2 separate regions of the Homo sapiens genome follow, and region 2 is linked to region 1. A link is a loop called in an ENCODE intact Hi-C map of the cell type or tissue named here. Cell type or tissue: chondrocyte. All regions are shown on one strand.

What was found. Peaks named below come from ENCODE experiments on the same cell type or tissue, not always from the same donor. Only the 100,000 strongest peaks of a DNase experiment are listed, where the experiment ranks them.
Region 2: it touches region 1 in a loop (6-fold over the local background); 12 of 110 quality-filtered maps call a loop at or near these places.

What each region holds. Positions count from the first base shown.
Region 1 is chr22:36,780,679-36,783,178 of GRCh38, reverse strand. No RefSeq gene overlaps it. Among named protein-coding and RNA genes, the nearest start is that of IFT27, 5.8 kb to the right of the region's middle. In chondrocyte, CTCF peaks have their summits at 769 and 976 (motif pointing left); no DNase peak of the experiment used is centred here.
Region 2 is chr22:37,259,810-37,262,309 of GRCh38, reverse strand. All of the region lies in intron 2 of LOC107985576 (a long non-coding RNA gene), which reads left to right. Among named protein-coding and RNA genes, the nearest start is that of RAC2, 17 kb to the right of the region's middle. RefSeq lists an enhancer at 1,170-1,709. In chondrocyte, CTCF peaks have their summits at 1,027, 1,260 (motif pointing right) and 2,349; no DNase peak of the experiment used is centred here.

The sequences.
Region 1 (2,500 bases):
ACGGAGATTGCAGCAAGCCGAAATTGCGCCATTGCACTCCAGCCTGGGAAACAGCAAGACTCTGTCCCAAGGAAAAAAAAAAAAAAGAATGTGTATGTGCTTTTGTGCTGGGATATATGTAAAATCTCTCCGAAAGGGTACATAAGCAACTGTCAGGGGCGGGACGGAGGGGACGTTCTCTGTAGATTTTCTCTTTTAAATGTTGAATCTTGGGGTGAGATTACCTATCCGAAATTAAGATTTGTAAAGGACGATGCTGGCCGCTGGGTGGAAAATGGAACCCAGGATGTCTACGGCGTATTCCAAGGTATGATGCGAGAATGAAACTGGGCTATTAAGTTTCCAAGTGCATGAGGTGAGGAATCAACTAAGATGGGCCCTGAGTGTGGTGGGTGCAGCTGCCGGGGGAGGGCTGTTCTGGGAAGGGCACTGTGTCGCGCAGCTGCAGGGTGTTATATGGAGTGGGGGCCGGGGAAGGGAAAAAAGGGTAGAGTGTCAGGGACCCACTCAACTTTGCCTCTAGCAGAATTTGACATAGCTTCAGCCTGGGGCACCCAGAATTCCTTGGCCCTCCTTGAACACAACCACCCAGGCTTTATGCGTGGAGTGTGGAAAGGGGGCAGTGAGGGAAGGCGGCAGGTGCGAGAAGAACTCTCCAGCAGGACTCAGGAGCCCTTGGCTCTGGGATGTAAATCAAAGCACCGCGCCTCAAAGAGAGGCGCCCAGGTGATGTCTCAGCCTCTCATTCTCAGTTGGCGAGCAAACGGACAGAGATGCACTAATGTGGAACGTTCTGGAAAAGCGGCTCTTGGCTTCTGCAGATGGAGTATCTCGGGCTGTTAAAGGGGGCCTCCGGGTGGCTCTGGAGGGATGATTTGCTCAACTTTAAATAAAGGCGGCAGCAAATAAGTCAAAAGGCGGCAGCCCTTCTGCCCTCCTGCAGCAGACAATTTCCCGGCTGCTGCTGCCCCCTGCTGACAGAATCAGGACATCGCGGCCTCCGTGCCCCGCCGAGGCCACAGCTCAGGCCTCCACTTTGCATTCCGGGCGCACAGAAGGTGAGTCAGTTCCATTTCCTCTGCCCTTTATTGAGATGGCCACCGCCAAGTACTGCATCAGCGGAGACATAAACAACCGGGCCCACGTGAACAGTGGAAAAAAGAACAGCAAAGGTCATTACCGAGAGAAGGCAGTGCACCAGATGTGACAGTGCGTTATAGGAAATTGTAAAACAGAACTGTACCACCGCATTATAAATCCTCCTCCAGGGACTCATGGCCACCCCAGTGGCTGTTCATCAGAACTGGTGCTCACTGAGTCTTACCACGTGTCAGGCGTGCTGGGGACCCCTTGCATGTGGCCACTCTTCTGAGCCTCAAAGCGCCTACTGGAGCAGGTGGGAGGAGACTGAGACACAGAGGAGAGGTGGCAAGACAAAGATTCAAGCCCAGGAAGCCCGAGGCCCAAGGCCTTGTAGATTGCAAGTGCAAAATCAATATCCTTTATTCAGTGGGTTCATACATCTAAATCAGTGCTTCTCATCCGTGGAAGATTTTGCCCCCCAGGGGACATTTGGCAATGTCCAGGGACATTTTTGGTGGTCTCAGCAAGGGAGCTTGCTCTGGCATCTAGTGGGCAGAGGACAGAGATGCTGTCTATATTGCTCAGGACAGCCCCCATAACTAAGAACCCTTCACCCCCAAATGTCAATAGTGCCGAGGTAGGGAAACCCTGATCTAAATACATAAAATTTCTACAAATCTATTAGCACTCTCTTTTTGGCATTGCCTCTGACATGAGGGCATTTGAGCAAATCTGCTTTAATGTATGAAAGATATTCTTCTTGAGAATTCATGCAGAATCACTCTCAATTATTTAATTTCCCCTAAAATCTCCTATTTACCCAATTGTTGGATTCCATCCAACAATTCTGCTACTACACCCTATAAGTGAAGGGGCTGTGATGGGGCCCAGGCAGAAGGAGAACCCCCTGGCTGTCAAGACACAGTGGCAAAGGGGCTTGGGCCCTGCATTGGGGATGATCAGCCCTGGCGCTGTGCGTGGAATGTTGCTGCTGTCCCTGGCAGGGAGCCGTGGCTCATCCGCATGCTGCTCTTCAGGGATGTCGGGACGTGTTCAACCCCAGGATGATTGAACAATTTCTGGGAACAACTTGTCAGCAGCTGCCCCTCCACTCCCCTCTTATCCAAAGCCCCAGTAATCAGCCCCAACAGTCTAGTCCCTGGCTTTGGGAAGCAGCACTGTTAATACTTCCTCTTCCACAGAGCATATGGGTGTAGCTAGGGGTGCAGGCTAGGGGTGGGAGAGGACCCAGGATGAGGTTACCCCATCTGAATGGTCATTGCACATCTCTCAGTAGTAAGCCCATTGCTTGCCCAAAAACTGATATTCAAGAGTTGGTGCTTGTTGAATGAATGAATACACAACCGGAAGGGTAAACCCTATGAGAGTCATTCATTCATTCAGAAGTATTTACGGG
Region 2 (2,500 bases), 480 kb before region 1:
AGAGAGAGCCCCCTAGCATTCAGTGAGGGTCCTTGCTGAGGCTGAAAGTGGAGTTTGCCCCCTAGACTTTCTCCCACCACCATCTGCTGCTGCTGGGTGGATGGGGTCTTGAGCTGCATTCCTTCCCTGGGTGGCCTCCTGCTGCTTTAAATACTGACTTAGTCTCTGGAGTCCTAAAAGAAATGGAAGAAAACACAAATAAACGGAATGATATCTTGTGTTCATGAAATGGAAGAATCAGTATTGTTAAAATGTCCATAGCACCCAAAGAGCTACAGATTCAGTGCAATCCCTATCAAAATCCCAACGTCATTTTTCACAGAAAAAAAAAAAAAAAAACCCTAAACGTTGTATGGAACTACAAAAGGCCCTGAGTAGCCAAAGCAATCTAGAACAAAAAGAACAAAGCCAGAGGCATCACCCTACCTGATTTCAAAATATACTACGAAGCTGAGATCTCACCACTGCACTCTAGCCTGGGCGACAGAGTGAGACCATGTCTCAAAAAACAAAACAAAACAACAACCCCAGAAACTCATTTCTCAGAGTTCTGGAGCATGGGAAGTCCAAGACCACGGTGCCAGCAGATTCAATGTCCGGTGAGACCTGCTTTCTGGTTCATAGATGGTGAACTCGTCACTGTATCCTCACGTGGTGGAGGGGGCTAGTTAGCTCTCAGGGCCTGTATTATAAAGGTGACAAGCCCACTTACGAGGGCCCTTCCCTAATGACCTAATCATCTCCCAAAGGCTTCTCCTTCAAATGCCATCACGCTGGAATTAGTTTTCAACATATGAATTCAATATATACGTTCTCAGGGATGTAAACACTCGGTCAATAGCAAATGCCATCTACGTTGGGACAACTCCACGCTTATGCCTCCAGCCTGGACCCTTCCCCTTTTCCAGAATATTCTATCCAAACACTCAACAGCTTCATGTTCAACAGGCTTCTCACCCAAAATGTCCAGGACAGAAGCTTGATTCCTGGATGCTCTAAGCCCACTCCTCCCGCGGCCACCCCCTCCTAGTTAAATGGTGCCTCCATCCGCCAAGGTGCTAAGAATGAAACCCAACATCATTCTTGACTCCCTCAGCAAGTCCTAAAGCCTCTACAATACCAACTCTCCGTCCAGCCACTTCTTACACTTCCCACCATCACCTCCCTGGCCCAAGCCTCCGTCCCCTTGCCTGGACACTGCCATGGCCCCACCGGGTCTCTCAGCGTCCGCCCTGGTGTCACTGTGGCCTATTCCTCATATGGCCACCAGAGGGTGCCTTCTTGATCAGGATTCGCCGGTTTTTCTGCTCGCGCCCAGAAGAAATCCAGTGTGTGAGCGAAGGCTCCTTGGTCATTTTTTCATGGCGCTTTCACCACCTGCCACTGTGATTGTATTTGTTGCTAGCTTGTTTATTGTCTGTCTCCCACCTGGAATGTGAGCTCTCTGGGGGCAGGGACTTCTATTTGTACACTGCCATTTACCCAGAGAAATGGACCCAGAACGAGCTTGTTAACCATGGGATGCTGGCCTGACAGAGGACTTGCTGGCAAGGGCCGATCTTCTCCACCCTTCTCCCCGACTATTCAAGGAACCTTTCCCCACAACCTCCATGTCCAGATGCCCAGCATCAGAAGCCCCTGGACCACCCAGAGCTGGAGGATGGACACCCGGGTCCAGGGCTCCAGGAGAAAGGCAGGAGCCGGAAGGCCATGGGGGAGGGAGGGTGATTTTTCTAGTGAGAATGAAGCCTTGCCCAAGACCTGCCCATGGGAGGAGATGAGATGGGGATGGAGGGGTGCATTGTTTGGAGAGGAGAAGCCGCTCCACTTCTCCCGCCTCTGTGGACTAGCGTAGGGGTCCCCAGAGAAGCTTCATCTGTATTTACAGCTGCTCCTCGTTGCTCGCATTACTGCCTGAGCTCTGTCTCCTGTCAGATCAGCCGTGGCATAAGATTCTCATGGGAGCATGAACCCCGTTGTGAACTGCGCATACGAGGGATTTGGGTTGCAGGCTCCTTATGAGAATCTAATGCCTGATGATGATCTGTCACTGTCTCCCATCACTCCCGGATGGGACCGTCTAGTTGCAGGAAAACAAGCTCAGGGGTCCTACTGATTCTACATGATGGTGAGTTGTGTAATTATTTCATTATGTATTACAATTAATAATAGAAATAAAGTGCACAATAAATGTGTTTGCATCATCCCAAAAGCATCCCCCCAAATCCGTGGAAAAATTGTCTTCCACGAAGCCAGTCCCTAGTGCCTAAAAGGTTGGGGACCGCTGGGCTAGAGCAACGGCTGGTGCAGACCTCAGGGTGTTTGGTGCCTGAAGGTGGACAGGCAGGCTGGGCTGGGACTCTGTTCCTACCCTTCCACGATAAGGTTGGGACTGGGCTAAGAAAGGGAGGGGGTGAGTGGTGACTGCTGAGGGCCTAGAGGGGGCACCCCAAGGTCCAGTAGGAAGAGGATTTGGTTGGGTAGGAAGGGGAGGGGGCTT